Linked DNA regions of Homo sapiens: region 1 is linked to region 2. Evidence: chromatin contacts called from ENCODE POLR2A ChIA-PET data. All regions are on one chromosome and are shown on one strand. The core of a region is the stretch at or near the end of the contact, and the rest is flanking DNA. Distances in the headings are between cores, read along the strand shown. Region 1 overlaps NMT1 (N-myristoyltransferase 1). Region 2 holds the start of ADAM11 (ADAM metallopeptidase domain 11).

Evidence for each region. ChIA-PET counts read pairs that join two places held with the same protein, here RNA polymerase II (POLR2A).
Region 1: POLR2A ChIA-PET joins it to region 2 with 15 read pairs in activated CD4-positive, alpha-beta T cell. The contact joins the enhancer-like site here to the promoter of ADAM11 in region 2. POLR2A ChIA-PET finds 5 or more read pairs at or near these places in 3 of 52 experiments (H1, HEK293T and activated CD4-positive, alpha-beta T cell).

Annotation. Positions count from the first base shown.
Region 1 is chr17:45,075,876-45,081,959 of GRCh38, forward strand. It overlaps NMT1 (N-myristoyltransferase 1), which reads left to right. Exons shown (of 12, transcript NM_021079.5): 2 at 5,769-5,877. Among named protein-coding and RNA genes, the nearest start is that of NMT1, 18 kb to the left of the region's middle. Within about 2 kb of position 1,961, at least 3 of the 41 ENCODE cell types and tissues checked have a DNase peak (open chromatin) inside an H3K27ac peak, as active enhancers do.
Region 2 is chr17:44,755,228-44,761,616 of GRCh38, forward strand. ADAM11 (ADAM metallopeptidase domain 11) reads left to right here and starts at 3,761. Exons shown (of 27, transcript NM_002390.6): 1 at 3,761-4,033; 2 at 4,495-4,670. The coding sequence starts at 3,973. RefSeq lists an enhancer at 3,402-3,953.

The sequences.
Region 1 (6,084 bases), core at 711-3,210, 320 kb after region 2:
CCTGACCAACATGGCGAGACCTCATCTCTACTAAAAATACACAGATTAGCTGGGTATGGTGGTATGTGCCTGTATTCCCAGCTACCCAGGAGGCTGAGGCAGAAGAATCACTGGAACCTGTGATGAGGAGGCTGCAGTGAGCCAAGATTGTGCCATTGTACTCCAGCCTGGGTGACAGAGCGAGACTCCATCTCAAAAACAAAAAACATGAATCAAGAAACAAACAAAAAATGATGCCAGATTCCTGGAGAAGGATTAGCCTGGCTTCTGTGGGGTCCTCTAGTTTTGTTTTCCCTTAGTCCAAATTGAGGCCATTCTTCTGTGAAGTGGCGTTGGCTTGCTAGGATGCTTTTTGAAGTTCTACTCTCAAGGCCTCTGAGCTTGGTTCCCTATGAATAATTAAAATTATTATAATTACCATGAAAGCTAACTGGAGTGGGCTCCTTGGAAGTCTGGTTTTGCTGAATTGGTTGTCTTCTGTTTGGGGGTGTTGACTGTAAGACTATGTGTACTCATAATGTGTCCTCACGGATGGGGCTCAATACTTGGTAGCTCAGTGAAAATGACTCATTAAAGAAAAAAAAAAAAAAGTGGCCAGGCACGGTGGCTCATGCCTGTAATCCTAGTACTTTGGGAAGCTGAGGCAGGTGAATCACCTGAGGTCAGGAGTTTGAGACCAGACTGACCAACTTGGTGAGACCCTGTCTCTACTAAAAATACAAAAATTAGCTGGGTGTGATGGCACATGCTTATAATCCCAACTACTTGGGAAGCTGAGGCAGGAGAATCCCTTGAACCTAGGAGGCGGAGGCTGCAGTGAGCTGAGATCGTGCCATTGCACTCCAGCCTGGGCAACAAGAGTGAAACTCTGTCTCAAAAAAAAAAAAAGAAAAGAAAAAACAACTTCCCTGTGTTCTTCAGCCGTGTGCTTGATGTACAAGTTGAAACAGGATTTTTGCTCAGTAACTGGCTGCTTGTACAAATTCAAGCCAATATAAAGAAAATGAAATTTGCTCTCTGATTTTAGTTTCGGTCTTGGAGATTTCTAGATACTTGTATTGGCAATGCATAAAGCAGAACAAGAGTTCAGCCCAAGATCCTTCCACAAAAATTGGGTTCATGAGGTGATAGCTACATGGAAGTATCTCCGCTAAATAGGAAGAACAAAGGCAGGAAGGTAGTTTTTACAGTGATTTTGCATATTTGTAAAGACTTTTAAAGTTGGAAGAAGTAATTATTTTCCCCATGTGAAATTATGTTTAGTAAGTATCCAGTTGGTTAATCTACAGCAGTTCTTCACCTTACCTTTTTGATTCTTTCTTTTGTAGAATTATAAAAAGTTATTCTTATGGTAATTCATATTACCATAATTTGTTCCATAAGCTGTTATGGAACCAGCTAATTTGTGGTTATGGACCAGATAATTTGTTCCATAAGCTGTTATGAATAAGAATTTATATTATAAATTGTATCCAACAATGGGACACTGCTTTGTCTCCTAATATCAGCCAGGTCTTGTTTGTTTGTTTTTTGAGATGGAGTTTTGATCTTCTTACCCAGGCTGTAGTATAGTGGTGCAATCTTGGCTTACCACAATCTTCACCTCCCAGGTTCAAGTGATTCTCCTGCCTCAGCCTCCCGAGTAGCTGGGATTACAGGCATGTGCCACCACGCCCGGCTAATTTTGTATTTTTAGTAGAGACAGGGTTTCTCCTTATTGGTCAGGCTGGTCTCGAACTCCCGACCTCAGGTGATCCGCCTGCCTTGGCCTCCCAAAGTGCTGAGATTACAGGCGTGAGCCACCGCACCCAGCCTATGAGCCAGTTTTTAAATCTTATAATGCTTCACGTAATCCTGAGACTGAAGTGAAAATATCTGGAGTAGGAAAACCACAGAGTTGTCCTAGGCTGCAGATGGTCCTGTGTGCAATAACAAAATTGAGTTACTAAGAAGAAGAAGTTATCTTTAGGCCATAAATGACTTTATGGTTTCTGTTGTTTGCCATGGCCTTGGGGGTTTTGCTGAGCATCTGGTTTTAAGGAAGTTACCTTATTTCCCCTTTGAATGTTCTCAGTCTTCCTTCCATGTTAATGCCTTCTGGGTCTCATTAATATCATACCAAGTAGGTGTACTTGCATCTAGACTTCATGACCTTATGCTTGGACTAAAGGAACCTTCAGACTTAACTGGATCTCTCCCTGTCACAGTCTTTCTGCATCAGGGGCACTGAGAGGCCCGGCCAGATGGAAGCTGTGGGAGGCAAGAGTGGACAGCGTAAGTGGGAAATGAGGGTGATAGGCCTAGGGAAAAATTGGGCTTGATACCTTCCAAGTTAAGAAGCCGCTGTTACTCTAGGATTTCAAGCATGGGGGGGACACATGGAAAGCCATTTTCACAGAGGTGAGTCCCACAGCTATATAGAGTTCAGGTGATGCAGAAAGATTGTGAAGGCAAAGAGATCCAGAAAAGGCTGGAGGTAACTTAAGTCCAAGGGTAAGGTCATGAAGTCTGGATGTGAGCATTCCTCCCAGGAACAGGAAGAGATAGGAGAATCTGAAGACATTCTGTGAAGAGAATTGGCAGCATGTGATTTCAGATCACTTTCTCCCTGTATATATATATATACACAGTATCTGTCTGTGAGATGATAGTAATATTCATAATAACTCCGAGGCATTTTGAGACCCTGAAGTCTTTCTGAATTATAAATTGTATTTAACATAATGTTAATGGAAAATTGTATTTTATATTGTTTTAATTCTTGGGGGTTTTGGTGTTTTTTTGTTTGTTTGTTTGTTTGTTTTGAGACAGTGTCTGGCTGTATTGCCCAGGCTGGAGTATAGTTGTGCGATTTTAGCTCACTGCAGGCTCCTCCTCCCAGGCTTCAAGCCAACCTCTCAACTCAGCCTCCCCAGTAGTTGGGACTACAAGTGTGCACCACCACACCTGGCTAATTTTTGGATTTGTGTTAGAGACGGGGTTTCGCCATGTTGCCCAGGCTGGTCTCAAACTCCTGAGCTCAAGTGATCCGCCTGCCTTTTCCTCCCAAAGTGTTGGGATTACAGGCATGACCCACCATGCTGGACCTTTCAATTATTTGAAAATTGATTGTCTAAAATATACAGTTAAAATTACCTCTGTGTTTAGCTGATTCTACAGATTAGGATTCACTGTACTCAGGTTGGACTCCTAATTTTGACTTTTCTTTTTTTCTTTTCTTTTCTTTTTCTTTTTTTTTTTTTCCCCAAGATGGAGTCTTGCTCTGTCGCCCAGAGCTGGAGTGCAATGGCATGATATTGGCTCACTGCAACCACAGCCTCCCGGGTTCAAGCAGTTCTCCTGCCTCAGCCTCCCAAGTAGCTGGGATTACAGGCGCATGCCTCCACGCCTGGCTAATTTTGTATTTTTAGTAGAGACGGGGTTTCACCATGTGGGTCAGGCTGGTCTCGAACTCCTGACCTCATGATCTGTCTGCCGCGGCTTCCCAAAGTGCTGGGATTACAGGCATAAGCCACCGCGCCCAGCCAATTTTGACTTTTCAGTGTGGCTAAGAGGCTGAGCATGGTGGCTCACACCTGTAATCCCAGCACTTTGGGAGTTCAAGGCAGCAGGATCACTCAAACCTAGAATTTGAGACCAGCCTGGGTAACATAGGGAGACCCCTGTCTCTATTTTTTAATTTAATAAAACATTAATGAGGCTAAGAAACTTTTTGCTTCATTCATGGGGTGTGTCATGTAGGGGAAAGCAGCACAAGGAAGTCCCCTTGATCACGTGCACACATGCACACGTGCATACACACAGACATGTTTCTTTTATTTATTTATTTATTTTTATTTTTTGAGACGGAGTCTCGCTCTGTCGCCCAGGCTGGAGTGCAGTGGCGCAATCTCGGCTCACTGCAAGCTCCGCCTCCCAGGTTCACGCCATTCTCCTACCTCAGCCTCCCAAGTAGCTGGGACTATAGGCGCCTGCCACCACGCCTGGCTAATTTTTTGTATTTTTAGTAGAGACGGTGTTTTACCATTTAGCCAGAATGGTCTCAATCTCCTGACCTAGTGATCCGCCCGCCTCGGCCTCCCAAAATACTGGGATTACAGGCGTGAGCCACTGCGCCCGGCCACATGTTTCTTGTAATCTCTCCATGGCAGGAGTAACTGGGTGCTATTGTTGTTTTAGTTTCCCAAGATTCCTAATGCTGGGTTTTGCCAGTGGTGATCCCTCAGTCTGAGCTTGCCGACAGTTGTCCTCAATCCTGCAGATCTGGTTTAGGCATTTCTTTTTTTTTTCCCTTTTTTTTTTGAGACGGAGTTTCGCTCTTGTTTCCCAGGCTGGAGTGCCGTGGCGCGATCTTGGCTCACAACAACCTCTGCCTCCTGGGTTCAAGCGATTCTCCTGCCTTAGCCTCCCGAGTAGCTGGGATTACAGGCATGCGCCACCATGCCCGGCTTATTTTGTATTTTTAGTAGAGACAGGCTTTCTCCATGTTGGTCAGGCTGGTCTCGAACTCTGCACCTCAGGTGATCCGCCTGCCTTGGCCTCCCAAAGTGCTGAGATTACAGGTGTGAGCCACCACACCCAGCCTTTTCCTTTTTTTTTTTTTTTTTTTTTGAGACAGAGTCTCGCTTTGTCACCCAGGCTGAAATGCAGTGGCATGATCTCGGCTCACTGCAAGCTCTACCTCCCAGGTTCACACCATTCTCCTGCCTCAGCCTCCCGAGTAGCTGGGACTACAGGCGCCCGCCACCGTGCCCGGCTAATTTTTTTGTATTTTTAGTAGAGATGGGGTTTCAACATGTTAGCCAGGATGGTCTTGATCTCCTGACCTCATGATCTGCCCGCCTCGGCCTCCCAAAGTGCTGAGATTACAGGTGTGAGCCACCGCGCATTGCTGCCTTTTCCTTTTTTTGAGACGAGGTCTGTCTCTGTCATACAGGCTGGAGTGCAATGACGTGATCTCAACTCACTGCAACCTCCACCTCCCGGGTTCAAGCAGTTCTCCTGCCTCGTCCTCCTGAGTAGCTGGGACTACAGGCATGTGCCACCAGGCCCCAGCTAATGTTTATATTTTTAGTAGAAACAGGGTTTTGCCATGTTGGCCAGTCTGGCCTTAAACTCCTGACCTCAAGTGATCCACCTGCCTCGGCCTCCCAAAGTGTTGGGATTACAGGTGTGAGCTACCACGCCTGGCTGATTTGGGCATTTCTCATGACTGACCATTTTGGACACAGATTGTGGCAATGTTAATGTGCCTTTTTCCTCATCCCTCACTCCCTTTTCATACTGTCTTGTGCTCCAGATCCAGCTGGGGAAAATCATGAAACCTAATACATTTGGGAGGTGGAGGAAGGAAGGGCAAAGCATTCCAGAAAGCCCATCACTGCCTTTTGGCTGTCATCCTTTTACATTCAGAGTTCAAGGAAGTATTGTGGTATGAATGCCTTGTTAACAATTATCATTCGTCTTTGGTGCCATTACCCTGGCAATATAAAGAAAATAAGCAACATAAAAGCAAGAACGGAAAAGGCCCTTTCACACAAATAGGACATCCCTTGCCCAGCACTCCCTCCCTGAAAGCCGAGGGGGCGCGAGTCAGGAGGAGTGCTGGTGTCCTCCAAATGCCCTTTCTGGACCTGGGTTCTTCAGCCTGCTTCTGAAGCCAACAGGCTTGATTAAGGAAGGTCTGGCTCCACAGAAAGCTCTTTGTCAGGGGTAGCACAAAACAGATTTTTTTTAAACCCTGCATTAGTATTTACTTTTTGTTACAGTGGTTTGAGTCCAGCCAATGACACTGGAGCCAAAAAGAAGAAAAAGAAACAAAAAAAGAAGAAAGAAAAAGGCAGTGAGACAGATTCAGCCCAGGATCAGCCTGTGAAGGTAACAAGGAGGTTCTGTTTTTTGTGACTCAGTCACTTTTTCACATGAGAGAGTTTTGAGGTGAATGTATAGGATCAACTTGGATTGACGTTCTCCACTGGTATTACTTCAAGATGGAAGAGTTGGATCCCAGTGCTGTCCTCTGCTGCCCTAGACCTAGGTGATGAAACTGCTCTCAGTACCCTAAAAGACACAGCAGGTCAGACA
Region 2 (6,389 bases), core at 2,511-5,010:
AAAAAAAAAAAAAAAAAAGCCAAGCTTGGTGACGCCACCTGTAGTCCCTGCTACTCAGGAGGCTGAGGCAGGAGATGACTTGAGCCCAAGAGGTCAAGGTTACAGGAAGCTATGATTGTGCCACTGTTCTCCAGCCTGGGCAACAGAGCGAGACCCTCAAAAAATTAAAAAATAAGGTCTATTGCCTGCAATCCCAGCACTTTGGGAGGCTGAAGCAGGCAGATTGCTTGAGGCCAGGAGTTTGAGAACAGCCTGACCAACATGGCGAAACCCCATCTCTACTAATAATACAAAAATTAGCCAGGCGTGGTGGTGCACACCTGTAATCCCAGCTACTTGGGAGGCTGAGGCAGGAGAGTCACTTGAACCCAGGAGAAGGAGATTGCAGTGAGCCGAGATCATGCCACTGCACTCCAGCCTAAGCAACAGAGTGAGACTCCCATCTCAAAAAAAAAAAAAAAAAAAAAAAAAAAGATCGGCTGGGTGCGGTGGGCTCACGCCTGTAATCCCAGCACTTTAGGAGGCCGAGGTGGGTGGATCACCTGAAGTCAGGAGTTCGAGACCAGCCTGACCAACATGGAGAAACCACATCTCTACTAAAAATACAAAATTAGCTGGGCATGGTGGCACATGTCTGTAATCCCAGCTACTCGGGAGGCTGAGGCAGGAGAATTGCTTGAACCTGGGAGGTGGAGGTTGCGGTGAGCCGAGATCATGCCATTGCAACAAGAGCGAAACTCCAGCTGGGGGTGGTGGCTCACCCTGTAATCCCACCAGCACCCTGGGAGGCCGAGGCGGGTGGATCACGAGGTCAGGAGATCGAGACTATCCTGGCTAACACAGTGAAACCCCGTCTCTACTAAAAACACAAAAAAATTAGCTGGGCATGGTGTTGGGCACCTGTAGTCCCAGCTACTCGGGAGACTGAGGCAGGAGAATGGCATGAACCCGGGAGGCGGAGCTTGCAGTGAGCCGAGATGGCGCCACTGCACTCCAGCCTGGGTGACACAGCGAGACTCCATCTCAAAAAAAAAAAAAGAGCGAAACTCAATCTCAAAAAAAAAAAAAAAGAAAGTTCTAGGCCAGGCATGGTGGCTCACACCTGTAATCCTAGCACTTTGGGAGGCAGGCAGATTGCCTGAATTTAGGAGGTTGAGGACAGCCTGGACAACATGGTGAATTTAGGAGGGTGAGAACAGCCCGGGCAACATGGTGAGATCCCATCTCTACTAAAAATACAAAAAATTAGCCAGGTATGGTGACACATGCCTGTTGTCCTAGCTGCTCGGGAGGCTGAGGCAAGAGAATCACTTGACCCCAGAGGTGGAGGTTGAAGTGAGCCGCGATCTTGCCACTTTACTCCAGCCTGGGTGACAGAGCGAGACTCTCCAAAAGAAAAAAAAAAAATAGTAAGTTCTAGCCGGGTGCGGTGGCTCACGCCTGTAATCTCAGCACTTTGGGAGGCCGAGGCGGGTGGATCACGAGGCCAGGAGATCGAGACCATGCTGGCTAACATGTGAAACCCCGTCGCTACTAAAAATACAAAAAAAAAAAAAAAATAGCTGGGCGTGGTGGCGAGCACCTGTAGTCCCAACTATTCAGGAGGCTGAGGCAGGAGAATGGCGTGAACCCGGGAGGCGGAGCTTGCAGTGAGCCGAGATCGTGCCACTGCACTCCAGCCTGGGCGACAGAGCCAGACTCTGTCTCAAAAAAAAAAAAAAAAAAAAAGTAAGTTCTAGCCAGATCTGCTGGGAGCCGGGGAACCCAGGAATATAAGTGGCTATGGGGGCCAGGGAGCCATATGACCGAGTCTCCACTGGAACTAGCCCAGGGTGCCACCAGGGAGAGTCACTCTTAGGGCTCATCAGGTCTCCCCAACAGGAAGTCTAGGGTCCCAGGGCCACCGATGTGGTAGGAACATGCCTCTGGTGAAGAGGCCTGGACCACAGATTGGGCTTGCTCTGTGGTCTTGAACATGTTGGAGGACCCAGACTCTCCCAGCCCCGGGCTCGCACTGTGAAATGACAAACCTCACCCAGCCTACTGGGGGGCACTCCTGATCGGGACTTGCTGATGTGGCCCTGGGACATGGGCAGGCTGGAGCAGGACAGCCACCTTCGTGTCTGGGGTGTGTGGTGAGGGTGCATGGGACCAGATATACCAGTCCCCTCTGGTCCCAAATGGAGGGCAGAGATGGAAGTAGGACTAGGGGTGGCTAAGAGGAGTGGGGCCATGGAGTATGGGATGTGCCTTTCACCAGCTGTGTGACTTTGAGAAGCTCACATAACCTCTCAGAGCCTCAGTTTCCCCATCTGTAAAATGGGGAGCACAATCTCTCCCTCTGGGCTCATGATGAGTTTCCAGGAATACCACCTAGTAGGCCCTCATTCCCAGGAGCCTCCTCATGCCTACATCTTGGAGGAGGTTCTCAAGATGTCTCCAGAGCGAAGGAAGAATTGGCTCAGCCTTACTGAGCATCTGGGCCTGGCATGGCAGGTGGTTGGGGGTGGGGGGAGTCACTTGGTTCCCTACATTGATGTCAGCGCCTCCTGGGAAATCGCCTTCTCACCTCTCCTGGGCCTAAAATAGAGCGGGGGGTGGGGGTGTCACAAGCTAGAGGCAGTTCCCTCATCCCCAGCAGAGGCCCTGGGTCCTTGCGGAAGCAGAGGACCCAGGAAGGGGTTTCCTGCCTCCAATCTTGTTCTTCAGCAACCTGTGGTCCCCTAGCATGGGTACCAAAAAGGTCAGGGTGGGGACTCAGCGGCCCACCCACCATGCCCTACCACACCCCACACCATCTCAGGTATCTGGCCTTCAGCACCCCTAGCAGAAGTCTGAGGTCCCAGCCCTGGTATTGGGACCCAACATCCCCAGGAGCTGGGTGGAGGGCACAGCTGGGAATGTAGGTTGGGAGGTCAAGTATTTTGCAGACAGGGCAGCCTAGTCTGACCAGAGAGGGAATGCTGGGGGGCTCCAGAGGTGTCTTCTGCTCCTAAGGATTGGGACTAGCAAGGGAGGGGGAGCCATGGGGCATGCTAGCAGCATATAAGTGACCTGGCTAGTTTATATTTTATCTAGGAGGAAGGACAGGACGCCTGTGAGAGACTCAGGAACCCAGACGGACATGCCAGCCCTTCCTGATGGTTGGAGTGACAGCGATCCCTGAAGCCCTCCTGGAGGCCGGGGCATCTTTGGCGGGGAGAAGGAGCCGATGGGAAGGGGTCTGTACCGCGGGCGTGAGAGGACTCCGCAGTGACACGACCCGTAGCGAAGGTGCAAGAAATCCCAGAGGCGTAGAGCCCGGCGTTCGCCAAGAGCCTTTGCCCACCCCAACCCCAGCTTCCACAGCCTGGGGTCAAGCGGGGCGCTCCAAGCTGGGGCTGGGGCAGCCTCTCTGGGGTACCACGACAGAGGGGCGAACGTGGGCGCCGCAGCCACGCCCCTGCCCCCGGGCCCCAGACAGGCAGTCGCCGGGTCGACCCCGGGGGTACCCCGTCCCCTGCTTCCCTCCCCTACAAATCTACGAGTCCTCGGAGATGCTCAGGCAGAGGTGGCCGAGGAGAGGCCGCGGGATAAGTACGCGGAGCGCCACCGCCCCGCACCTGCCGAGGAGACTTCGAGGTGCGAGGAGGGACCCCGGGGCGGCGCCTCTTTTGTCCTGCCGCGGCGGCGGCCCGGGCCCTGCGGGGCTGGGGGGGCCGGGGGGCGGCGGGAGAGCGGAGGGCGGGCCCTGGGCTCACGTGCTCGCTGCTCAGCTCTTAACCCGGCCCCGCCGCCCCGCCGGGATGGCCGCGGCCGGAGCGCGCTGAGCCCCGGCGCCGTCCCTGCCGCCCCCACCTCTCCGCGACCCCCGCCCGGCCCCGCGCCCCCGCCCCGGCTCCGCAGCTGGCGCCTCCCCACCCCCGTCCCTGCTCCCGCCCTCCCCGCGCCGCTGGCAGCCGCAGCCCCCGGACCGGGAGGAATGAGCGAGCCATGAGGCTGCTGCGGCGCTGGGCGTTCGCGGCTCTGCTGCTGTCGCTGCTCCCCACGCCCGGTGAGTGACCCCCGCCCGGCCCCGGCGCCCCCTCCCTGCCCCCGCCCCGGGATGTGCGGCGCTTGCTGCTGCAGCCACCTTTTCCTGCAGTGCTCGGGGTGACAGCCGGTCCGGAGCGCGGGAGGGTAGGGGAGCGGGAGAGGAGGGAAGGTGCGTCCACCCACCTGTCCCCAGCTGGCCGGGCCCACCGCGTCCCTGCCCCTGCCGCCGACCGGCCAGCTCTGCAGGTCTCTGCGGGTTTGGGCGGATGGGGGGGCAGTCGTGACGGTTGGGCGGGAGTGAAGCTCCTGGCCCCCTCCCCGCGGGCTCTTGCCTCTGCAGGGCAGCCAGATCCTCCCACCCGGATCGCCCTAGGGCTCCAGGGGCCACACCAGAGTGGGGGATGAGGCATGCCCACCCCATTCCCAAGTCTTCTGCCCCAGGGTGGGCAGCTGCCTGCAGCCATGGCCTTGTTTCCCCAGGTCTTGGGACCCAAGGTCCTGCTGGAGCTCTGCGATGGGGGGGCTTACCCCAGCTGGGAGGCCCAGGAGCCCCTGAGGTCACGGAACCCAGCCGTCTGGTTAGGGAGAGCTCCGGGGGAGAGGTCCGAAAGCAGCAGCTGGACACAAGGGTCCGCCAGGAGCCACCAGGGGGCCCGGTGAGTGGGGCTGGGTGGTGAGGCCAGGGGCTGAAGCAGGCCTCAGAGCCCCAGGAAGCCCACGGGGTAACCAGGGTTGGAGTCCCCCTCAGCAGCTGCCCCGCAGGGTCCCCTTCTGTACAGTGGGCTATCCGGTGGGTGCTGGAGCCCACTGGTGGGGAGCACCAGGCCTGCCCAGCCCCAGGGCCCCCTTCCATTATTGTAGGGTCCCCTGCCCTCAGTGTACAGGGACCACTAATGCCTAGGTCTCAGGTCTGCTTTGGGTCAGCCTTCCAATGGCCCCCTGCTCTGCTCTGGCCAAAGCTAGTTGTTCTGTTCAAAACAGGGCTTGGATGGGGCAAGTTGGGGGCAGGGAGAGGCAGCCCAGATTCCAGTCAGGGATTAGGGCTCTCAGGTTCTCACCACAGCCACCTTAGTGGGCTTTCTTGGAACAACTTAGTGCTTGCTCCTGCCTCAGTTTCCACACAGTGCCCAGATAGGCTTGTTGTTCTTCCTGTCCTGGCTGAAGGTGGGGCCTTGGAAAATAACTTGAGGCCCCAAGCCAGCTCTACCTGCCTGCCCACTGTCCCTTTCAGCTGCCAGGCCCCTCCTGCCTCCCAGAGGAAGGTTAGGCATGAAGGAGATTAATTGCAATTAATAATTAATTAATATCATGTGAATAATAATCACCCAGATGGAATATTCATTCAGCACACCCCAGCGCTCCAAGAGCTGGAGCTGAAAGTGAGCCAGGCCAACAGGGCAGCAGAGGGCAGGTTGGCTGGCAAAGGCCCGGCACAAACAGGAGGTATAGGGGGGAGACCCAGAAGAGGGGTACAACTGAGGCCTGGGAAGTTTTGGCAGCGGGGAGTGGTGGGAGGTAAATTGGGCTGGGCAGAGGGAGGAAGGAGGGAAACGGAGGCTAACATTACGGACATCTGTCAGACTGGCATCTGGCCCTGCCTAATGTACTTGGTTAAAAGCCCTTAAGGGAGGGGAGCAGAGGGGGATGCGGGGTGGTGCAGGGGTGGAGAATACTGATGAAATGGATGGAGCAGGAAGGGAGCATGCATAATAGATGGACCATCACTCAGGGCCGTGCAGAGGGGCAGGGGGAGGGGGCTAATGGTCCAAGGCCCGCAGTCACTGGGGGTGGGGTGGGGGGTGGAAGCTGCCTTCAGCAACTGCCCAGGCTCCCTGGGAGGTGTGCAGTCCTAGGGCCGGGGATGGGGTGTCCTGGCCGCTGAGTCTGGCTGTCTTGCCTGGTGTCACTCCCTACCTGTGAACTGTGCACCCCGTGGTTACACTGTGGGGGAACTGATGGTCTGCCCGACTGCTGGGACTCTGGCTTATGCTTTAAGGGATGTGCAGATTGAGTCATGGAGGGATGTCACCGCAGGGAAAGGGGACAGAGTTGAGGAAAAGCCTGGAGTCAGGTAGGGATGAAAAGTCAGGTATTCCAACTGGGCAGGTTGCTCCTTCAGCCTGACCCTTTCCGAACAGAGACAGAGGTGGCAAAGGGTAGGAGGTTCTGGGCTGTGGTGGTGTCTGCAGCTGCGTGGGAAGGTCAGGATGGGTGCAGTTGAACTGCTTGGGTTGGGGGTCTCTGTGTTGTTCTGCAGGTGAGTGAGTGCATGTGAGGTGTGTATGTGATCCACCGATTCCAGATACTTCTGAGGGGTGTCTGAGAGCCTGCGGGGAGGGAATGGAGTTCCATGGATCTGCCGGGCAGTGATTATC